6 separate regions of the Homo sapiens genome follow, and all the other regions are linked to region 4. The links are chromatin loops, found by intact Hi-C in ENCODE. Cell type or tissue: heart right ventricle. All regions are shown on one strand.

Region 1 (4,000 bases), 86 kb before region 4:
GGAGATTAAGAAGCATTCTCCGTGAAGATTTAGTATATCATCTGGTATCTCTTTGTATAAACTCAAAATTTTTTAGGTACAAATAATAAATAAAATGTTTGTTGGCTGGGTGCGGTGGCTCACGTCTGTAATCCCAGCACTTTGGGAGGCCGATGCGGGTGGATCACAAGGTCAGGAGTTTGAGACCAGCCTGGCCAATACGGTGAAACACCGTCTCTACTAAAAATACAAAAATTAGCCGGGCTTGGCGGGCATCTGTAGTCCCAGCTGCTCGGGAGGCTGAGGCAGCAGAATCGCTTGAACCCAGGAGGCCCGGAGGTTGCAGTGAGCTGATGAGATCACGCCATTGCATTCCAGCCTGGGTGGCAGAGTGAGACTCCGTCTCAAAACAAACAAACAAACAAACAAACAGTGTTTGTTAACATGTTATGTGGGCTTTAAAAATGAAACTAAATATAGATTAAACATAGTTACAGTTTTGTTAAATATTTTCAGTACATTTTAAAGGAAATAAACAGCTTTGGTTTCCTGTGACAGTCCTAATTTAAAATCTCTCTCTCTTTTTTTTTGAGGTAAGGTTTCGCTCTTGTTGCCCAGGCTGGAGTGCAATGGCACGATCTCAGCTCACCGCAACCTCTGCCTGCTGGGTTCAAACAATTCTCCTGCCTCAGCCTCCCGAGTAGCTGGGATTACAGGCATGTGACACCACACCTGGCTAATTTTGTATTAGCCGGGAGACCGGGTTTCTCCATGTTGGTCAGGCTGCTCTCAAACTCCTGATCTCGGGTGATCCACCCGCCTCAGCCTCCCAAAGTGCTGGGATTACAGGCGTGAGCCACCACTCCCAGCAAATCTTTTTCTTTATAAGTATTCTTATGTTTGTTCAGACCATGTATCTCTATTTTTGGTTTGAAAAATATAAATAGATAGTAAAAATAGTTTAACAGCTATCATTTCTTGAATACTCACTCTGAAGCAGGCAATATGGTTAAGACCTTTGGAAGATTATATCATTTATTCTTCTGAAAAAAAAGTTAAGATTTGTAAACATCTCCATTTTATAAACGAGAAATTTGAGACCTGGAAAGGTTAGGTAGGTAATCCAATATCACACACCTAATAGGGGGCTCCAAACTTAAACCTGGCATCGTCTTACTGCAAGATTAACATTGTGTTATATTTGGGTACAGGTTATTTCACTCTTTGCAATTTAGCGACTTTAGGTTGATCTTTTGAGAAATGTAATTTCAGGGAAATATATATCTTAGATAAGTATCTATTAAAGTTTAGGCTGATCTTTGAATGTTATGAAGAAGAGGGATCATGTTATTTATATTTTGGTACTCTCAACATGTAGCTCAGTGTCACATATGATAATAAACACTCAATTCGTTGAAATGAAGTAAAGGAAATTCTTCATTGGGAGCTTAAGGAATAAAATGGGTGAAAAGGTATGGAGCAATATTGTAAAATCCACCTTTTACATCACCATTATTAAAGATATTACTAATTTTAATTACAAATTATAACTTTTAAAAAATGTAATTATGAATGAGATGCAACTGAATGCTGAAGAATATCTCTTGACCTCTTCTGTGTTGTCCTTCCACATTATAAAAATTGATTTATTTTTGAGAAGGAATGACTCAAGGCTGTAGAGGGCAGTATAAGCCAACTCAAGTGGACTTTCCTGGGTTAGTGAAGTGGTACAACTGTTGTTACTGTCCAAGTGTCCAGTTAGGTTTGATACCCCAAGTATCTGACCACTGGCCATTAGAATTGTTTCAGACTTAAAAATAAAGGAAGATAAAATGGAAAGTGTTTTAGAACCAAAGAATCACATAAACCCACAAAAAGGTGGCAATTATGCAACAGCTGTTTCCACCCTTAGAAATTCTTGTGGCAAAACCAAAGCCATTACCTGGATAATCCCAGCCTAAAAACAATTCGTCTCAGTGAACTTTATGATAAAGTTTCTTGTAAAGAATTTACTTTCTTTACTTGTCTAGTTGTATAATTTCAATTAAAAATAGTAAAATCCTCCACCGTCCTCCCCTTTTCCTCTCTCTACCTTCACCAACTTATAAAGACATGGACTGTTTAGTTGTTTACCAAATGATGAGCTATTACTAAATTTAGAAAATAATTAATATCAGTTCAGATTTTTTTGACATTCTCTTATTTTGTTGCCAGTGTTTATGGACAGTTTGATTATTCAATGTTTGCTTGATTATATCACTTTTCTAGTTAATAAGATGTTTTTGGACTATATTTTCATTGAGTTTTTTAGGTTTTCATTTAGGGAAAAAAATCCTGGCAATATTGTCACCTTTGTTGCCTACACTGATCATCTGATGGGGATGGATATCTAAAAAGAAGTAAAGTGCAGGGTAATGCTAATTATATATTTTAGTTAGATAGCATTTTATCTGCTCATTTATTTTGGCATTTAGCTTTAGAGAAGTATAGTTTCCATGGCTGAATTTTTTTTTTAATTATATCTAACAATATCTGATGATGTAATACCAGACATTCTACTCATTTCCTCGGGTAATTATGTCTAATTTAAATAATTTCAATAGGCAGTAGTATCTCAAAAGTTTTAGTAAATAGCAAGTTTTCTAAATGTAGATAAATGAAGCATGTGTGCCAGAAATGATAGTTGTGCTGTCTTCAGGTCTTTCTTGTATGTTTGACAATGTAAAATGTGTTGAGGCCAGGCGTGGTGGCTCATGCCTGTAATCCCAGCATTTTATGAGGCTGAGGCAGGAGAATCAGTTGAACCCGGCAGGTCGAGGCTGCAGTGAGCAGTGACTGTGCCATTGCCTTCCAGCTTGGGTGACACAGCAAGACTTTGTCTCAAAGTAAAGTGATGAGAAAAAGAAATGTGATAAGAACCAAGGAATATAAAATTAGTTCAGAAAAATAAAAATAAAAATGTGAAGACACCAAATGTTCCCATCATATTCTCATTTAATTTTTACCACGACCAGTGGTTGCCATTATTATCTTTGCAGATGTGGGGAAACTGGGGCTCAGTCAATACCAGTGATATGCTGAAGTTGAAGTGGTTCATAAATTATAATACTATAACTGGCATCCAGTCTTGCCTTAATATTTGCTTAGAATTAAATAGCTATTTTATGATTGTATTGGCACAAATGTGATTTTTTCAATATCTTTTTCAAAACACTACTTATATTTTGTTGAATGAATAACTGGCTTTTTTTTCTTTTAGCTGGAGAAGATGTTGTCTGAAAATTATCATCGGTTTATTGACCTCCCTAATTCCCTGACTTTGGGCAGTTTCTCATTTTCAGTTTTGCCTTAGAAGGTTTTTCTGTGTGATCTAAGGTATAGTTAAGCTTGAATGTATATTACATGTGTGTGAAAGCCAAAATTTAAAAGAATCTATAGAACTAAGAGCAGTGAGACATTAATCAGATGAAATTATAAATTCAATAAATTTGTGATGCAAATTTACTTTTTGACACTCAATATTTTTTAGATACAAGTCAAGATTCCAAATATTGATTGATCTATCTATCTAGTTATTTTTACTTTGTGATTTTTGTTTTAACATTAGGGGCTTATATCTTTGGTTACAAGGGATTGACCAAAACGCACTATTTTTCTTTCCTCCCGAAGCTCTTTATAAGCATTAAATTGCAAGAAGATATTTATTTATTTATTTATTTATTTTTTGAGATGGAGTCTCACTCTGTCTCCAGGCTGTAGTGCATTGGGGCGATCTTGGCTCACTGCAACCTCTGCCTCCTGGGTTCGAGCAATTCTTCTGCCTCAGCCTCCTGAGTAGCTGGGACTACAGGCGTGTGCCACCATGCCCAGCTAATTTTTGTATTTTTAGTAGAGATGGGGTTTCACCGTCTTGGCCAGGATGGTCTTGATCTCCTGACCTCATGATCCACCCACCTCAGCCTCCCAAAGTGCTGGGATTACAGGTGTAAGCGCTACCGTGCCTGGCTGAAGATATTTATTT
Region 2 (4,000 bases), 190 kb after region 4:
AAAATGCTCCCAAGAACCCAGCAGACACCTAAAAAACAGGAAATATGTTGACTTTAATCAATATACACCATTTTAAGTGAAAGCATCACTCCTCAGAAAAGGGAGTGTGCTTTGGAGAAGGCAGAAAGACATTGTTCTGTGGGGGGATTTCTCTTTATCCAGGTGACTCTTTGCAATAAATTTTGAAAACTAAAATTAAACAGTAAATGTAGATTCCCTCTATGATATGTGGGTGTTTTGAGTAAAGTCCCAATTGTGCCCTTTGTCCTCCTCCCTCAGAAAATACAATCTTTAAATAAACATGGAAGGGCCCAAGACTGTACGAATTCACTCAATAGTACTCTTGCCAAAAGGAAGATGTATCACTGTTAAAATAGAAATGGCTGTAGTGGGCTTTCACAATCTAATGCCCCTGCTTTTAGCAAATTCAAGAAACTAGGACATTACTGGGTCCATATACTATCAAGGGATTCTCTTTTGAATACAAAGCACAGCCTAGACTGCATGAAGGACATCTGAGAAGGCCACAGAAACACTGAGCAGGGAGAATGGCGGTAGTGTTTAAAGGAAACCTTCACTGGAGTGACTGGAAACCGGGGCCATGTAAGGATAATGCTTTCCAGGATGGTTTAAACAATCATCCTCAAAGGTGCAACTCTCCAAGTGAGTATGGACCATGTCTCCCTAATGCTGTGTCTTTGCTAATGTATTACAGCATTAGTGCTATTTATAATCAATAAAATTACTAACACTGTAATCATGTGGGTTTGGTGATAGTAATTATGACAGAATAAACAGTAGTAATAAACAGCAGTCAGAATGCCTTTGCTGCAGTTCTTGATGTTGATGGCAAACACAGCCAAGGAAGGTTGGTTTTGTTTGTTTTTTCCTTTTTTAGGGAAGCCATCCAAGCGGGCAGAACCTGCAAGTGTTGGCCAGGAGAACGGTTTTATATACCTTTTAAAATTAGGCTTCCTGAAAGGAGATGTCACAAAGATTCATTGGCTAAGATTTATAAATAGTTCACTTATTTTAAAAAATAATCACATATATGTTTCTGTAAATTATACTTGCAAACATATGGTCACCATTCCCCCTCGTGGAAAGGCTGTGGCTAATCCATATTTGGAGCTGACACCCTTTCTGGGTTCCCTCTTTAGCCAGATCACGCACATTTGCTGCTGCCCCACCGAAGCGCCTGCGCATTAGAGTTCCTTCTGTACTACTCTGAGCAGTTCCTTATGCGTCTGTTACCACTGATGTTGGGTAAAAAATAACATCCAGAGGCTTTACTATCTATAATTAAGAGCTCCAGTGCTACTAGTGATATAAGGATTGAGCTGTTTGAGAAACAGACATTTTATCTTCTGGTTGGTTTTATTTCCTTGTGTTAAATTATGAGTGAATGTTTCTCTCGTTTCTTACTTTCCCTATAAGTAGTCTTTTCTACAGCAAAATTACTACTCATTCTTAATAACTACCAGGCAATAAAGTGAGCTGTCTATTTGAGAGACAGTGGGTGTGCATTCCAACTATTCCATTCATCGTGTTTGCAGGACAGCAACGGGGAGGGATTTCTGGGGCCTCTGGAGAGGGTGGCTTAAAAGACTACAGGAAGTTAGTATCAATGTTTTGCTTCTTGATGGAAGAGAGCTTCATGATAGCTCTGGGATTGAATAGGCAAAGGCAAATAAAATAAAATCAATCGCCTTACAGTTAAGAGCTCTGTTAAACAGAGCACTTGTTTGAGCTTGTTTTTAAAAGTCCATGCCCTTTGACTCAGCAGTGAACATTTCTAGAGATTTATCTTAAGGAAATAACCAGATCAGCAATGAGCATTTCTAGAGATTTGTCTTAAGGAAATAACTAGATCCACGGCAGAGATGTGCATTCAAGGATATTGTCCACATCATTGTTTATCAGAGTCCCTATCTTGGCTCAGAACAGGAGAGATTAGGACTTGTCTGGATACAGGTAGTTTATTTCCAACATGATCCTGGGAAGCAGGAGGGAGAGAGTAGGGAAGAGGGAAAAGCAAACTTAGTGAGGCTGATGCCTTGGGCTGCTGGGACTCAACTCCACAGCGCCCTCTCGCGAAACACTCACAAGGTCTCCTGAAGCATTTATTCACCAGTCCGTCCCCACTGGTTTAAGGTTGTCTAGGAGCAAGGAGAAAGACTCTCCTTTGCCTCAAGGCTCTTTAGCATCGGAAAAGCCCCTTTGCTAGCTTTTCCATGTGAGTCTGAGCTCTCATGACCATGTTCATTGCAGCTATGGCTGAAACCAGAGGCAGACCAAAGAACACAACCCTGGGAACCCGAGGCGTCCATTATAAGCCGAACTGGAAACACCCAGAAGATCCACTCACTGGAAACTGTTTAAATAATTCTTATAGATACACACAGCAGAGGGTTTTGTAGTCATCGGCAATTATGACGTCTGTATTTATTTATGGACATAAAGAGGCATGTGCCAACAAAAAAAGCATGTTACAAAGCAGGATATATACTATTTTTTAAAATCTATAAATGTACAGATGTACCGCAGGTTATGAAACACACAACAGATACAAAATTGTTTTATGCAAATTGCTCCATAAGGTACATAATTTAATTTTAGAGATGTGGACATTTGTACATCCAGTGCAAGGCTAAATGTGGGAAATGCACTTCAGAGCTCCACAGCCCCTTCCCCATGCCCCTCACTGGGTCCTCACCTGTCTCCATTACCTGCTGTGATCTCTGTGTGTCAGCCACGCTAATTCCATGTTGTTTGTGTCATTTCGCCTTTACTGCCTTCTAATTTCAACTGGAAAGTGCTGATAAGGACAGAGGCTAGCAGTCTATTTGAAGGCGTAAAGGGAAAGATACAGCACCCCTAGTACAAAGTTGGTGGCTAGGCATGGGTGGCTCAATAATTTCAAAGACCTTGTCTTTTTTTTTTTTTTAAATCATTTTAAAAAGGAACTGTAACACCATGAATGGTGATACAAAAAGCCGCAGAAGCAAATCGAAAGCATTTCAATGTATATGAAATATGATTTACTTAAGACCTTTGAAAAACAGATGATTGTATAAATTGCATAAGTTGGAAGATGTCTCTATTCCCTAGGAAAAGTGATTTTCTCTGGATGGTGGAATTTCAAATTATATTTCTTTGTTGGCATTTTCCCAATATTTCTCAAAAATTATGTTAGTTAAGAAAGCATGATGATGACAGAGACAGGGATGAAAGACACAGCATCTTTTTAGTCACTTGCAGTTATTGTGGGAAATTTCCATTAATAAACACAAAGAGGCCGTTCCAGAGCATCTATGTAGGGATCTGTTGGAAGGAGCAAGCTGAAGCTGTGTTTCATAGCACTTTAGATGAAACAGAAAATGGCAATTCTGATTGTCTATGTTATCAATGAAGGAGAGTGGCTTATAGAGATTATGGACAAAGCTCCTCCTCGCCACCCCCTTCAATCCCTGACATCTCCTCTAGCCGTCCTAAAAGGTGACGCCCAGGTGACCTTGCACGCGGCAAGTGTCTGGCTGGAATCTCACCTCTTTCCATGATAACACAAAACCAGCCTTTTGACCTCATAGCAGAGCAAGGCCAGGTGGTCTGGAACATGGTTAGCCACAAGCTGACTTTCTAACCAGCCTATTTTTTCCCGACAACACTGGGCAGTTTAGTGAGTCAGATGGTGATTCCCTACATGCGAACTGTTTTTCTATGTAAAATAAATGCCAGCTGTTTCTAGCTGTTGATTATGGGTCGTCCTTTAGGAACACTCTTTCTGGTTACTTTTTAAAACTAGATAGTATCTTACATCTTTAGAATACAATCACAATTATTTCCTAATTATTTTTAAATGATGCTATTTAAAAAGTGCCATGTAGTTAAAAAATGTGTATGTGCCCTAGCTGAATGAAGCTGTAATAAATCCTGTGAATTGAATAAATATTTAGACTTTTCAGTGCATTAAAAAATGAAGGTTGATGGGCACTGAGAA
Region 3 (4,000 bases), 420 kb before region 4:
CACTCAAGGCCAGTCCCTGAAAACAGCCAGGAGGAGTGCTGTACCCTGCAAAGCCACAGGGGCGGAGCTGCCCAAGACCATGGGAACCTACCTCTTGTGTGAGCATGACCTGGATGTGAGACATGGAGTGAAAAAAGATCATTTTGGAGCTTTAAGATTTGACTGCCCCGCTGGATTTCGGACTTGCATGGGGCCTGTAGCAACTTTCTTTTGGCCAATGTCTCCCATTTGGAATGGCTACCCAATGCCTGTACCCACATTGTATCCAGGAAGTAACTAACTTGCTTTTGATTTTACAGGCTCATAGGCAGAAGGGACTTGCCTTGTATCAGATGTGGACTTTTGAGTGAATGCTGAAATGAGTTAAGACTTTGGGGGACTGTTGAAAAGGCATGATTGATTTTGAAATGTGAGGACATGAGATTTGGGAGGAGCCAGGGGAGGAATGATATGGTTTGGCTGTGTCCCCACCCAAATCGCATCTTTAATTCTCACGTGTTGTGGGAGGGACCTGGTGGGAGGTAATTGAATCACGCGGGCAAGTCTTTCCCATGCTGTTCTCATGATATGAAAAAGTTTCATGAGATCTAATGGTTTTAAAAAGAGGAATTCCCGTGCACAAGCTCTCTCTCTTTGCTTGCTGCCATCCACGTAAGACATGACTTGCTCTTCCTTGCCTTCTGTCATGATTGTAAAGCTTCCCCTGCCACGTGGAAGTTTAAGTCCAATTAAACCTCTTTCTTTTGTAAATTGCCCAGTCTCAGGTATGTCTTTATTACTAGCATGAAAACAGACTAATACAATATGTCATACAAGAGAAATAGGAAATGATAGCACTAAAAGCAATGCTATGAACGTAACAGCCCCAAGCATTAAGGAATCAGGTTATTAATTGTTACCTGAAATAAACCATGTAAATGTTTTCTCAAAGTTTTATTTTTTAAAATCCATCATTGTGCCTTTGAAGTAGGAACTTTGGAAGTTTTAGAAGTGACACTCCTATAGTACTTATAGCAAAAACTACATCTTTCACGAGCAGTTTGGACTGGATTTCTACATCTATCATAACATGGATACATTTAATTTTCTAAATATCGAACGTTTCTTCTCCAGTCGTGTTCCTCATGGAGAAAGAGTCCCAGCAAAAAAACAAATGCTGAAGCAAGGCCCCAAGCTTCTAACTACTTTTGCTGAGTGACGGGGAACGCTAGCACCTTATTAGTTAATCCCAAGGGGAAGGTCTGCCATGCAGGAACTAGCAGCCCTCAGAGTCTAAAACGTGGAACATATAACATCCTACTCGCATGCTCACACATACGCATTTGCACATGGGCTGACTTACATCCAGGAGACAGCCCCTGAGCTCTTTACAAATTGCAGAGAAGCCCAGGAAATCAGCTCTAAAGATGATGTGCCTCTGCTCTGCTTCAGAGGCTCCAACTCATCCTAACTGCCCTGAGAGGTTTCCATGATCAAATCCAGGAGCAGGAGGCAGAAGAGCTGAGGCTCACAAATGGCCCATCCGGGCTTTTCCGTGGAGCCCGTTTCTGCCCGACCCCCCTGAGGAATGTAAACGATCTGTTCAGGACTGAACTGCTTTACCCTCGAGGATGTAAATTATTCATTACCCCCTCCTTCTTGCACATTTTGCCTTTCATTTGCTCCATCTACTCCCTGCTCTATCTTTACTAATTTATCTCTAAGCTACCTCAATTGCCTTCTGCTCTGCTCCCCTCAGAAACTTAAAAACGAAACCGGATTCATTAGCCAAATAACTGGATTAGAGTTCTCTTCAACATATCAGGCAGTAGAGAAAGTTGCTTTGTAATTTCTTTGATATTCAGCCTTTTAGAAAGCAATTCCTTAAATTACTCTGTTTAAATCTTTGAACTACTTAACTTTCTTTGATAGCACGCTAACATTGCACTAAAACCTGTGCAATGTTATGAAAACTTTAATTTCTGTAGTCAGTGCTTCCACATGAACAGCAGGGGGCAGTAGGATATCACGAATTGAAAAAATTGTCCTGGGCTCTGAGAAACACTGTTGAATTACTGCAGTGGGTCTGTGTACTCGTGATGATCTCAGCTCTCGGATGAAGTCTTTTGTTTTGTGTCCTATTTTACAATGCACCGTTCAGTTTTCTATATGAGTTGTGGCTTAGTCACAGTATTTCACTGTGACAGCTTAGCTTAAGAAAAAGAAAGGTGCAGGAGAAAAAAAAAAGGAGGAAAAGAGAAAGAGAACATGTAAATGCTTCCAAATAAAACACATCATGAAAAGGAAAAAGTAATCCTGTGTATACATATAAAGTTTGTCCCTTCTCTGTTCCTATCCTGGACACAGTTTTTCTAGATTACAGACTGAATTCATCCCTAGTCCTCCCCAACACACACACACACACGCACACATTTGCCATATAGTTTTCTGTCAAAACAGATTTCCTATAAAAAGAAAAACAAAAAATACAAAAAACTCTTTAAAAACTAATACTTGACTTTTTTAAAAAATTCAAAAAAATCTCTCATTTTCTGTCCTTTAATCAAGCTTCTGAGTATAGAATTTTAGTGTTTTCATGCTTTTTGAACATGTATTAGTCAAAATACCTTTCATTAATATGAATGTTGCAATAAAATTCTTCCTCTGTAAATGTACAGCTTCAGATAAATAGCCAAAAGCTATAGTTGTTATCTATATCTGATATGTTTGGAGGTAGGATATGAACTACAAACTGAAATATGAGAGACTTGAAGAACAGTCAAGGATTCCTGCAATCGTATGGGTTGGGAAAGGTGCTTTAGTAATCCAACCCCCAAAGTTAGCAAATACGAAGCTACTTTCATGCATAATTTGAGTTGTACCCAAAATATCATACCCGCAAGCCTAGTTTCCTCTCCTACCTAGGCTGGAATTCCCAGGGTTATTTATGTGTTCTCATAGAGTTATTAATTTATTACTGTGGTATGGCAGATGTATTATTTCAACATCTGGTACCAAAATTTCTCTTGAAGGAGGGACTCTCTGCTCCCTACTGACAGGGCCCTATCTGATCCTCTGGTCTTATCTCCTACTGTTCTCCTGCTTACCAACTTTGATCACACCAGCTCCCTTGCTGTTCCTTAGAGCACACTAGCTACTCTATGCCTCAGGGCCTTGGCCCTAGCTGTCCTCTGTCAGGAACAATCTTACCTCATTTATCCAAATGATTCATTCTTTTGCCTATTTCAAGTGTTTGTGCAAAAATCACTTCCTCCGTGAGGCCTTCCCTGATCACTATTTAAAATAGAATATTCTCCCCAGCATTTTTTATGCACCCTTTCTCCTTTATTTTCCTCAATAGCACGTATCACCATCAAATATGCTACATATTACACAGGTAAATATAATACAGGAGATAACTGAGACCAAACATATCAGCCAACAGAGGGCTCAACCTCAGTGTTAAAACAAAAAGAAAAACAGGTTGATTTCAAAGGAAAATCCAACTCTATGCTGTATATAAAAGACAAAGACCCACCTAAAACAAAACAATTCAGAAATGCTAACAATGAAAGGAAGGATGGGTAAAGTTCTACTGAGAAAATGCAAATTAAAAAAAGAAAGAATTGAGATTTTGCAATTCAATAAAATAAAATTCAGACCAAAAACCATTATTGAGACAAAGAACATCTTATAATCCTAAAGGCTACAATTCCCAGTGAAAATAAAAGATTTATGAAAAGGTATGCAGTGAATAACACAGCAGCTACTTTCATACAGTAGGAATTATAAGAGATTCAAAGAGAAATTGAAATACACTAATAATAGCAGACTATAGTACATTTCTCTTAATTAGACAAAAAAATACAAAAACACTTAGAAAATTGACTCTAATTTACAATACAGACATGTATGCCCCAGTAAATCACATAAAAATGATCTAAATATTCACCATAATATGATAAAACCAGAAATTTATAATCAAAACATAAGAAAGCCCCATTTTGAAATTTAAAATTTT
Region 4 (4,000 bases):
TCAGTGCCTTATTACTTTCCTCCCCTTTTCTACCAACTTGAAAGAATAGATCACTACTTTCCATTTGTTTAAATAAATATATTGTCAAATGCCGTTATTAAGTCAGGCATTCTTCTTTATATTTAATAGTATTATATATATTTAATCTTCACATCAGTCTGATGAGAGGTAGGCATATTTTCCCCCAACATTTTATTATGAAACTCACATACTCTCCACCTAGATTTGGCCGTTAACATTTTATTATATTTATTTTATTACATATCTGTCATCTTTTCATCTCTCTATTCCTCATCAATTCAACTTAATTTTTGATGCATCTGAACATATAGATATCACTACAGCTCCCTAAATGCTTCAGCATTTATATTATATAATATTTATATTAACTAGAGTTCAATATTTATGTATAATTTTTTGATGTAAGTCTACATTCATTGGTAGCATACATCTTAAAAGTACATTTTCTGAATTTTGATAAATGCATACACCTGTGTAACCCAAATACCTATCAAAATATAACCCATTACTTAGTACTGGTAGGTGCTTCTTTTTCTTCTCATTTTTTAGATGGGGAAACTGAAGAACAGAGAGGTGAAATTATCTGCCCAAGGTTACGCTGCTAATAAGTGGCAAAGCTGGAATTCAAACTCAGGCTGTCTGGCTGCAGGGTTTGTTCTCCTAACCACACCACCACACTGCCTGTAGATTATCCTCACATGTTTGGGTATCCTTTTACATTCATGTGCATGAATGCACTGTTTATTTTTAACGTAAGTGTGTAGATACAGAAGTGGTACCCTGGGTTTAGTGAGACTAGAAATGCTGTTCTAGAAATGCATCAGTTCCTAGCAAGAGGTTTATGGCAGGATAAATTAAGAGGGACGTATAATATGACAGATTCCCTTCGTTGAAGTAGTAGGGTGAATCTCTATGTAATAGCTCTGTCTTAACTGGCATCCTTGATTAATGTTTCCACACATAGCAGTGAAGAGATAGTGAGTTTTCTAATGATGACACTGAGGTTCAGGAAAATCCTCAAGTACCACTTGAGCAATTAACCGTAAATTATGTTCAGTATAGCTTTGTATTAAGCATTTTTGCTCTTTTATAATTAGTAGAAAATTGTTCATCTGTGTGTGATATATATAGTATCACTCATCTAGATATCTCAGACTCTGAAATAATATAATTGACTAATTTGGAATTTATAAGTTAAATTTATAAGGTTTTTAACAAATATATTTGTAATGGAATTATTTGACTTTTCCAAATAAATTGCATAAAGATGTAAGGATTGCAACAGTTTATATTAAAATTTTTTTCTGGTTTGCAATACTTGGGTGGCCTGATGAAAAGAAATTCTTCAACTTTAGTCTCTTTCCTGCATTGTGTTCATACCACTCATATTTTAAAAGTTGACCAGTACTTTTTGTTCACTTCTTAAATGATGAAAAAGAAGCCATCATGTAATTTTTTTAAATCGTAAGTATTGTGCAAAAAGCATTAAAAAAAAAAAAAAAAAAAAAAGCATGTAGCTCACAAAACCTATCCAGTCACTAGAGGGCAGAGCAGTACTGTACTTTAGACCTTATTTGAAAATTTCTGGTTTAAAAATTGCTGAACATGATGGAAAATATATTGATACACAGTTGAATAGAAATTTCTTTGTGTTCTTATTGTCTTATTTTGCTGTAAAATCCAATAACATGCTTATACTTTTATCAAAGGAGCTTTTCTGGCAATTCCATTGAATGTTACTAAAAAGGCATGATTATTTAGAAGAGTTTAAGTGCCCCTCAAAAGAGAATACTCGTGCATACAAAGAGCAATACATTTTATAATTTCTACCCTATGAAGTACCCTGAAATTGGATTGCAGTGTAGACTTTAGGTGAGACATTTGAGAGAACAAGTAGTTTTGAGCACCGGTTCTTTACTAGTGCTTAGCTCTAAGAATTCATTGAAATGCAGAACATCAGTTTATCTTTCCAGTCAGCTGAAATGTGTTGAATCATTAAGACTGAAATTACAAAGTTGTAGAAGCAAATAAACTAATTCTAGCCCTTTTTAAAAATTTTTGTCAAGTGACTGTTCACTTAATTTCATTTCTGTTCTTAATTTTTTTATCATTCTGATATTTTTATGCAGATTTTTTTATGGTATATCTTAAAAATATCCTAGTGAGTAGTGTGAGTAATTCAGTGTCCCATAAGATAGAAAAATTTTATCCTTAATTATGTTTATTTGAATTTTATTTTACAAAACCAGTTTGGATTTCTTTAATATTCTACTAGGGACAATATAGGATACCAGAAAAAGCAGTGGATTTTGGAATCAGAAAATTTGGGGGCCTCGATTATCATTCATTTGCTTGTGTCTTGGGCAAGTCACATTACCTCTCTGACCTTCATTTTCTAAACTGGGAAAAATACTTCCTTATTTATAGCTGGGTTGTTTGGAGGATTGTGTGTGTAGATGTATCTCCAAAGATGAAACCCTGTGAAGATGAATTTTAATAGGTAAAGTTACAAGCTCAGAAAAACCATGGCAATAACTTCAAAATGGTTGACGGTATCACAGATTTAGTAACATGAGAGCACCTATTACATGAGTAAATAGAACCAGAAATGTGGTTTCAAAACCAAAACCCAAGTTCAGATTGCCAGCTTCCTCCCTGTCTGTGATTTCTCTGGCTGCTTAATCTCTCCATTAACTTCTGACTCTTTTGCTCCTCTCAACTCTTTATTTCTGTCCTCTGTTTATTTCCATGTTTCCTCTCTCTGTGTTTCTCCTGACTGTCTCTGGTCTCTGTGTTTTTCTTGTCCCAGGCACCCTCAGGAAGACCCCAAGCCTCTAGCAGTACCTGGTATCATCTCCAGCATGTTATAGATGTGGAGGATTCACTGGGATATTGAGAAATACCAGAGGCGAATTGTTCCACTGTAGTAAGTCATTCAGCATTTGTTAAGTGACTACTGTTCACGCAGCATAGTTGGTGGTCCTTTTGGGGAAGAAGAATTTGTTAGGACACAGGACAGAAGAAATAAATTTGTAAACTCTTGTCAGTGGTTCTTGCAGGCTAGACAAACATGCAAATGAAAAAAACAATGACAAATTAAAAAGCTGACAGATAATCATATAAACGAATTGTGTTTTATGTGTGCTGATGGGGCCTAGGGTTAATGGAGTAGAGAAAGCCAAGTGGTATTAATCAGATTTCCTGCATGAGTTTAAAATTAGGTTTTGAAGTACATTTGGAAGAGAGATGAGGAAAGAGAGAGTGGAAGTGAGTAATTTCTGTGGGGCTTGGCAAGCCTTTTTGCTTCCCTGTGAGTGAATCCCTGACGGTGGCGGGTAATGAAATGAAAGTGCTAAGTTTCAGTCTCCCAACAGCTAACTTTACTTCCAGTCTTAGAGAAATTCCAGTTATGAAAAGAAGTACAGCCAAGTTGAGACTTTCCATAAACATAATTGGTATCCGCTGCCAGTTTAGAATTTTTAGGGTTTAAGTGTAAATTGTGATTATATGAAGTAATAAAGAAGTACTGTGACATAAAATTGATACAGACCATTAGAACATGGTTCAGGGATGCATTCTGAATAACATAAACTGAAATAGTAAGCTGAAATATAACAAGTCTGGGTTTTTTTTTTTTTTTTTTTGCATTAGAAATTTATTTTTGCTGTTGTATTTTTAGACGGTCCTAGCTAGTAGATGCATGCTTTTCACGTTTGGATATCAGAGTTGGATATGGTTTGAATCCCAGCTGTACTAGCTTTTAAACGTTGGGCAATCTACTTCACAATGCTGAATCTCAATTTCCACATGTGTAAACTAACACCGGAAATATTTACCTCAAAGAGTCCTGAGTACGTGCTAGGTACTTGCTACTCGCGGATACTTAAAAATACCTTTAAAATTGTTTGTTAAATAAATATGTTATTTCTGAGAGCTTTTTAAAAGTAAGAATGCTATATATACAAGAATGTTTGTATAT
Region 5 (4,000 bases), 80 kb after region 4:
GGCAAAAATCTGAGACACAGAAAGGTTGAATTTTACCAATATTTGTTGGATAAAGGAATGATTATGTCCACATCTTAAATGCTGAGTTTTTAACAATTTTAAACAAATACAGATTTAAATAAAATGGAAACTTTTCACTTTCTTTATTCTAATTTCTAACATCAATGAAATGAGGCTATTTATATGTTCCTGCTTGTTGGTGTATTTGAATTAATTAGATATGTGCCTCCTTTAGGCTGCTAAATTTGACTATTCCAGAATACTTTAATCCATTGAATTCCAAACTCCTTGCCCCAGTTCCTACCTGAACCTCATCAAAACTTTTATTCCCTTCTCATAGTTTTATAGCTTACTTTATTTAAATTCTACACTGAAAAGGAAATGGGCTCTCTGAGCTTCCTCTTTTCTTGGGTGGCTCCCCCTTTATGTCACTCTTCACTGCCCACTTTGGCTGGACCTGCCCATCCAAATCCAATGGTAGAACCCAGCCTCTACCATCTGTCCACTGTGGGGCTCAAGCCCAGATAATTGGGTCCTTTTACCCAGCTTGATTGACAAATCACACATCCTCCGTAAGTCCCTAAGCTGCGTTGATGAAATTGAGTATGCTCGTTGGGCTCTCAGAGATGAAGGCAAAGGTAGAGTGGAAGGTGGGCAGAAAGAGAGCTGGGCTCGAAAGAGAAGGGTGGAGAGCAGGAAGATAAAGGAGGCATCCTTCACAAGAGAGGTGTGGTTATTGTCAATTAGGTGGTTGTTGGAGAGCACATTGATGTACACTGTTGCATTTTATTCTCACAGTTTACTGTGAAGAAGGCAAGTAGACAGAGTGGCATTGTACCTACTTTATCAAATGAGGAAACTGAGGCAGAAAGGTGATCGGAGTTATCTCAATTGCTACTGCAGTTATTTTTACAACTGGCCTGGAGTCTGTTCTGGACTTTCATACTAGTGCTCAGCCACACAGATTATAATGTTAGGAGAACTTGACTCATGGGGTAAAATCCATACTCCAGCAGCCCTGATGCCCTGAGTAAAACCAAGGATGTGTTCTTCCATTTAGCCAGATGACTCGACATGTATTCTGCTTGTGGGAGAGCTCAACTCTATGTGGTGCTGTTGGGTTATGCCCCCCGTGGCGGCCCAGGACTCTTCTCAGATGTAGTGCACCGCTTGTGTCAGGTAGCCGAGTGCAGTGCGTTAGTAACCAGCTTCTCCTTTAACTCTCAGATGGAATCCTCTACCCCAAAACCATCTCTTCTCATAAAAGACACTCACTGCCTCCTTCCAAACCTCCTTCCATCTCTCAAATTTCCTCTTTCAGTGAAAGCTTTAACTTACCTTGGAAACACAGGCATTGTGTTTCTGACCCCTTTCCCTCAGCTCTGACATCTTTCCAGACAATTACTGAAGCCTGGCAGTTACCATCTTTGATTCAGTTGGAGTCTCACATCTCAAATGGCTTATTTCCTTAATCTTCTAATTAGCCTCCTGCCTCCAGTCATCCCCAGACAGCGTCACCCTGCACTCCACTGACAGAATTACCTGACTACACATCTCTCTGACTGAAAATCTTGGCTGGCTCCTCACTGCCTCCAGCCCAATTTTCAAACTTCTTCATGTAGAATTCAGATTCTCCCACTATACTCCAATGCATCTTATTCTTCAGCCACACTGAGAAAGTCACTCTCTCAAACACACTGTGTTCTTACCTTCATACTTTCCCACCTCCTGTTACCGTATCATTTCTACACTTGTGAGAGAACTGGTTTTCCTAAGGTGTATCTTAGATGTTATCTATCTTCCACCTGTTCCCACACAGAGTGAAGGCTGCCTCTCCGTCCTCCTGTAGACCTTGTAATATTCTACCATTATGCACTTACATTTTTGTATATGATGTTGCTGTCCCCTGCATATGAGTTGCAAGCAACTAAGGCTTAGGCACATTTCCTTTGGTCATCATTTTATTCCCTAACACATACTAGATACAAGTAGAATACAAGCTTCTTGAAAGTAGCAGTCTTTGTGTCTGGCATGTCATAGGTGCCTATTAAATATTTGTTGAATGAGTGAGTAATCAATAAATGTTTGAATTAGCAAGGGTAGGAACGTATGGCTCAGATACTACCAGTGCAATACTCCTTTTGTTGACCGTGTGTTCATGCCGGCAGTGCATGGTTGTGGTCCTGTGTTTTGCAAAGTAAGGACAGGCTCATGATAACAACCTAGCTTTCCACACTACTCACAATGCATGTAACTGGCTTGATCTTGTTTTATATCAGGAGGCCAGTTCACTTTTTTATGTATTCAATTTCACTATGTGAATTGCTCCTGTGAAAAAAACTGCATTATTGTAATTCTTAATTATACTAATCACTCCCCTTCCATGGTTATTGAGAATTATAACTAAATCAAAGAGAGGATTGAATTTGGGGAAATCAAATGAATATGTACTTAACAAAAATCCCGTTAGCTATTTTTGTTTTTGGGCATATAGCAACACCTAGTGGCTTTATCGATTATTTCAGAGACTATTTCTAGAAACAGCTTCTTGGGTTTTTTTCTCCCTTATTAAATAACCACTACTTATTTAATATTTTTTCTTTCCTCTTAATTAACGAACAAATATCTTTGACTATTTTGTATTTAGAAAGTAAACTGGCTCTAGCATAGGAATAGATATTACAGAATTGATGTTTATCCATAAAAAGTGTGGCCCACCTAATAAAAATAAGTGAAGTACTTTAAATGCAGACATCACAATGATATGGCACAATATTTTAAACATTTCACAACATCTAGAACCTTCTGAATAATGACATTACTCAAATGGGAGCCTTTTGTGGGAAGTATTCTCTCCCTTTTATATAGATAGAATTTCTTATTTCTTTATCAAATTCATGTGTAGATCAGTGTATCCACAGATATATACATTTTATGGGTTGCCTTACTTATCAAGTACTCAATAATGAATTCTTCATATTTATATTTGCCATGTCATTGAACCATTTTTATATTTTGAGATTTTAGATCCCCAGAAGAAATATGTCTAACCTGTATCACACAGATTTCTGCCTTCTTAATAAATGATATATTTTACAATTTTTCTTACGTTGACAACTTAGAATTATAGTTGTAAATAATTATTGCATTGAGCTGATGCCTTCTTGAGAAATTTGGGGGCTGTTTTCCCTATTCAATTTGTTTTAGACAGACTCTAGTGCTTTATGAAACATTTGTATCTGTTCTTTACAGCTTTTCTGTCTTCTCCTTCTGTCTTATCCTGCTGCTGGCATTGTTTCTTTCCTTCCCAACCCTCCTTTTTCTTTTTTTTTTTTGTCGGCCCTCTTGGCCCCTTCTGATACGCTGCCTCTATTCTTTTGTGGACTAGAGGGTCAGCTAACCAAGTCAGCTAACTACATAGCTTAGTACTCTCCCAATTCTCCTGGCTCCTAATTTTGTGCTGTTTCCACTATACTATACTGAAGATGTATGCTAAATCCGTAATGCTTTAAAGTAAGAATAACTAGGTTTTAAGAGAGGACATGGTCCACTAGAGTAAAATCCACAGCATTAGTGATTCTATTACTGTTATTTTAGCCATTGGATAGCATTTGTTGTACTCCTGGCCAGGTCACTGAGATTCTTCCTATTCACATACATATGGAGAGAATTAAGTTAATAGATATTCATTGTGCCACCCCCTCTTTGTCAGGAGCATGATAAGCACAAACATGTGTAGACTTATTTGATTGCATGCTAAAATTGACAAACCATGTACAGGATTATAGATGCCTTCATAATTATGTGTTCATATAGGAAGTTTTATATAAGACCATCCATCCTAAAGATTTGCAAACAGTATTATTGAACTTTTAAACTTTCTGACTTGATGTGTTGTCGTGGCCAAATAATCTATAAATGACACTTAAAAGAAAGTTGAATTTTCTTCATGCTGTTAATGTGAACTCTAAGCCATAGGGTAATTTACCTCCTCATAAAT
Region 6 (4,000 bases), 270 kb after region 4:
CTCAAACCTTACTTTTGAAGTCTCTTTTCTGACTGGATGGTCAGCAGCCTTCACTCTTCAAATAGGAAAGGCCCAAACCAAGGGTTCCCCAACTTGCTCCTCTTTTCATGTCATCTGGATTAGTAAATGATGCCTCATTCAATCCAGTGCCTCAAGCCAGAAACTGGGAGAGATCCTTGACCTTGCTCTGTCCATCAGTCATCCTGTCCAATCCATCACCAAACTGCAAATAGCTTATCCACTTCTCTCAATTTCCACTATGGCAGGCCTTGTCCAAACCTTTATCAATCCTCACTGAGCTAGTGCACAAACTTCCTGAAGTCTCTCCACACTCACTCCCTCATCCTACCTCCTATCCATTCTCCCCACTGCAAACAAAGCAATCTTTCTAAAATACAATTTGGATCGCTTTATTCTCATTCTTGAATCTCTTAAGGGGGTATTCCCATTGCATTTAACATGATGTCACCAATCTTTACTCTGGTTTATCAGATCCCACGTGAGCTCTCCAGCTTCCTCTCCCACTCATTCCCCAACACCATTTCCTCCTCAAGGCTTCCTCATATCTCTCCATATTATGCCCAGGCCCATCCTGGACCCGGCTAACCCTTACTCATGCTGTATCTGTCTGTGTAAATGGCATTTCCTCGGACAGGCTTTCTTGACTCCCTCCTCCGAAGTATACCAGGCCCCTTTGTAATCATCACAAATTACAATTATGTGTTTGATTGTTCACTTAGTTATAACCCCTTTCTCTCACGAGGTTCCATGAGGGGATAGAGCACTTCTGTCTTCTTCATTACCATAATTCAGTGCCAACCACAATGGCCAGTCCACTGTATGCAAATGTTTGTGGAATGAATAGCCAGGTGAGGTCCCCTTAATGGAAGTTTCCTTCTTCTGGTTTATTTCCATCCTATAAGCTATTATCAGGAGCAACACTGAGGATGATCATTTCTTTGTACGTTTTTCACTTTTGCAAGAGCTCTCCCTATGAAGAGCTTTTCCATTTCAGCCTAGATAGGCCTTATTTGAAAGTGGCCATCTCTCTTCACACGCACCCTCCTTTGCTTAGAGATGCAGAGAGTTTAAGACTTTGCCAAGGGAGGTATGTCGTCAAGACACTCGACATGGTGATGTGGAGCAAGGCTCTGGGTCAGTCTCTACTGAGGTTTGAATCTTGGTTTTGTCCCTTTCTAGCTAATCGACTTTGTGCAACTAACTTGCCTCAGTTTTTTTCAACTCTAAAATATGGATAATAATATAATCTAACCAATAGGTTGTCTTGAGGATTTAATGAAGTAACAAATATAAAACGGTTAGTACAATGCCTGGGACATAGCAAGTGCCTGATAAACATTGACTCCTATTAATATGTTTCACTGAATCCCAGAGGAAAGTTTGTTCACGTGCTGAGTTCTAGGGCTGGAGAATTTCAGGGAAGGCATCTTTCTTTGTCTTCTGTCTCCCTTTCCCTCTCATTTACTTTACCCTATACCCCCATCCTGATGTGCTGTGGTCCCAAAAGGCGGCAAGCAAAACTATGATAGACTGTAATTCCCTACCTTAATAATTTGAAGTCATAAGCAGATTTGAAATTTACAAGCCAGCAGTATAAAATTGCTGATGACCATTGCTTAAACTTTGGCAAGATGAATTATGTCTAGAAATAATTAGTAATATGTTAGTCAAGTCACTCCTAGATAATGTTGTTGCATTGCCATTTAGTGACAGTTCAGGAGAGCGCCCTTACAAGAGGCTCTGTAGGCAGAGAGTAGGTGACATTAACCTTCTAAACAGAAGCCGCTGCACACCGAGTGCCAGAGTACCAAGAAGAATTTAACATTCCACTCCTACCGCCGTCTCCCACTTCCCGGCTTCGGCAAGGTGGTTTTAAAATGAGAAGCACATCCCGAGTACTCTGTGTAGGTGGTGGAGTGGGAGGAGGTGAAATGCAAGCTTTATTTTCCCGGCTGCCTGTCATCCGATTCCCCGCTTTCCTCCGACTTTCATGAGTGATGAGGTCATCCCGGTGCAGGAAAATCAAACTCCTATTTTTCAAACCCAATAAAGGCCAGCATTGTACGTCTGCGTAAACAGAGAGGCCAGACGGGCAGGGTGGCGGGAGGACCAGTGGCCCGCCCTCTGGCGGCCGCGAGAGACAGCGTGCCCCGCGCTCCACCAAGCCGCGACAGGGAGGCGGGGAGGGTGCGTGCGAACATGTAAGTTAAAATTAGATCAATAGTCAGCTTAGCGGCCTCAATCAATGCTTCGCAGGGAGAGCATGCAACCATCTATTTATAAGCTAACACCGGCATTATCTTCCTCTTTTAGGACGCAGAGATCCATTACTGCGCGCGGCGGGGAAGAGGACGCCGCCGGGAGCTGGTGCGTGACACACTGCAGCCTCGCGGGCTGCCCGGGACTTCATCAAGCCCGGGTCGGCTCGGGGCGGGCAGGGGTAGGATCCATACCGCCGAACTGCGGCCCCGCTGCTCGCAGCCGCTCTTCCGGGAGCGCCCGCTTAGGACTCACTCCCGCCCATTCCTTACCTCGATGGAATCCTTAGCCCTTAGAGAGAGGGCTAAAAAACAAATAAACAAACAACAGACAAACAAAAAAAAAACCAAATTCCAAATGGCCCCCGGACCCTCCCGCAGATGCAGGGCGCACACTGGCCAGTTCTAACCATAGACTTGACTGCATGTTGACAAGGGTTTCCAACCTAGCTTCCCCGAGGTACTGCATGAATCAGTCCTTGCTCAGATGGTGGTTGCTGTAAATAGCTGCAATTTCCCTCCTTCCGTCTCAAAGCACGGATGGGAATGGATTTGCAGCAGGGACTCTGCATTATATTTAAGGTCTTGGTGAGATGGACACGGGCTCCATCAGCTCCAGACTTCCTGGGACATCTCGGCATTTCCAGGTCCGTTTGCCCCAATGGTGGAAGTCACCGCCCATATATGAGGAAATAAATGTCCACACCTAGCATTTGGGATAACGTGGCTAAATTGTTTTCAGTTTTTGAAAGACGCTGCAGAAAAAGAGGCAAAACCTGATACAGCACAGCAGCATGCCCCTCCCGCCCCCAAATACGAGATCGAATCACATTTTTAAGGGAAAAAATAGGCATTCTCATCTTAGATATGTATGTAGCATATTTTATAATATATATTTTTATCTAAAAATTATGCTTTTCTGTATTTTACAACTTTCTTTATTAAGCATTTTTATTTTGTGCTATTTTTTACAGTAAAAACTCTGAAGACCCAAAGAAATTTAATATTAGCTTAAATGTACATTAGATATATTTATAGAATCAATTTATTAGCTGCTATATTGTTTGACATAAAAGGCTTTTGAACTAAAGATAGAAATGGAAGCATTCTTCATTTAGAAACAACCTTTCTCCTCTTCTTCCAACTCTTGTTGGCTTACCTCCAAAATATATCCTGCATCTGTCTTTCTCACCACCTAGACTGCTCCTAGTTTAGTTACTGGTCACCCTTCATCATCATTCACCTGGATTGCAAAAATAGCCTCTTGTCTGGTTTTCCTGAATTCATTTTCTCCCCACTGCAGTCCTCACTTGCCACATAGCATTTTAAAAGATTGCTCTTTTAAAATGGAAATCAAATCCTATCTCTTCTCTTTTTAGAACCTTCAGTGCCTTCCCATGGCACCTTGATTAGACCCCAAGTTCTTCACCATAGCCAAAATGTAATGTGCCATCTGCCCCATCCACCCTCGCTCATCGCTCCTCATCTCATATCACTTTTTCACTTGTCACAGCATGCTTTTACATATCCCTTCTTTCAGATCCAAAGCCCCACAAGCTTATTTCTGTCTCCTAATCCCAGCTCTTGCTATTCATTCAGTGTGGAAGATCTCCTTCATAAATTCTTCGCAAATCTACTTCATTCTTATTCCAGCCTCAGCTCAGGTATCAGAGCTGACCACCTTCTGTCCCAACCCTCAACTGTACTCATTATCACATTAC

Evidence for each region. Peaks named below come from ENCODE experiments on the same cell type or tissue, not always from the same donor. Only the 100,000 strongest peaks of a DNase experiment are listed, where the experiment ranks them.
Region 1: it touches region 4 in a loop (3-fold over the local background); 33 of 110 quality-filtered maps call a loop at or near these places.
Region 2: it touches region 4 in a loop (2.3-fold over the local background); 30 of 110 quality-filtered maps call a loop at or near these places.
Region 3: a loop joins it to region 4, with 3 times the contacts of the local background. A loop is called at or near these places in 41 of 110 quality-filtered maps.
Region 5: it touches region 4 in a loop (4-fold over the local background); 63 of 110 quality-filtered maps call a loop at or near these places.
Region 6: it touches region 4 in a loop (5-fold over the local background); 37 of 110 quality-filtered maps call a loop at or near these places.

What each region holds. Positions count from the first base shown.
Region 1 is chr3:107,573,175-107,577,174 of GRCh38, forward strand. The region is part of intron 2 of BBX (BBX high mobility group box domain containing); the gene reads left to right. Among named protein-coding and RNA genes, the nearest start is that of BBX, 52 kb to the left of the region's middle. In heart right ventricle, a CTCF peak has its summit at 1,662 (motif pointing right); no DNase peak of the experiment used is centred here.
Region 2 is chr3:107,844,352-107,848,351 of GRCh38, forward strand. The region is part of intron 5 of LINC00635 (long intergenic non-protein coding RNA 635); the gene reads right to left. Among named protein-coding and RNA genes, the nearest start is that of LINC00635, 32 kb to the right of the region's middle. In heart right ventricle, a CTCF peak has its summit at 2,102; a DNase peak (open chromatin) is centred at 2,100.
Region 3 is chr3:107,234,046-107,238,045 of GRCh38, forward strand. The region is part of intron 1 of LINC00882 (long intergenic non-protein coding RNA 882); the gene reads right to left. Among named protein-coding and RNA genes, the nearest start is that of LINC00882, 4.6 kb to the right of the region's middle. RefSeq lists a silencer at 1,889-1,938. In heart right ventricle, a CTCF peak has its summit at 1,976 (motif pointing right); no DNase peak of the experiment used is centred here; H3K4me3 peaks cover 1,279 bases; H3K27ac peaks cover 2,305 bases.
Region 4 is chr3:107,658,998-107,662,997 of GRCh38, forward strand. All of the region lies in intron 3 of BBX (BBX high mobility group box domain containing), which reads left to right. Among named protein-coding and RNA genes, the nearest start is that of BBX, 140 kb to the left of the region's middle. In heart right ventricle, a CTCF peak has its summit at 1,566 (motif pointing right); no DNase peak of the experiment used is centred here; H3K4me3 peaks cover 889 bases; H3K27ac peaks cover 1,538 bases.
Region 5 is chr3:107,738,992-107,742,991 of GRCh38, forward strand. The region is part of intron 7 of BBX (BBX high mobility group box domain containing); the gene reads left to right. Among named protein-coding and RNA genes, the nearest start is that of LINC00635, 140 kb to the right of the region's middle. In heart right ventricle, a CTCF peak has its summit at 2,501 (motif pointing left); no DNase peak of the experiment used is centred here.
Region 6 is chr3:107,925,539-107,929,538 of GRCh38, forward strand. It overlaps LINC00636 (long intergenic non-protein coding RNA 636), which reads left to right. Exons shown (of 3, transcript NR_015394.1): 3 at 2,335-3,369. Among named protein-coding and RNA genes, the nearest start is that of LINC00636, 44 kb to the left of the region's middle. RefSeq lists enhancers at 1,682-2,303, 1,892-1,981, 1,992-2,051. In heart right ventricle, CTCF peaks have their summits at 2,168 (motif pointing left) and 2,371; a DNase peak (open chromatin) is centred at 2,123; H3K4me3 peaks cover 1,311 bases.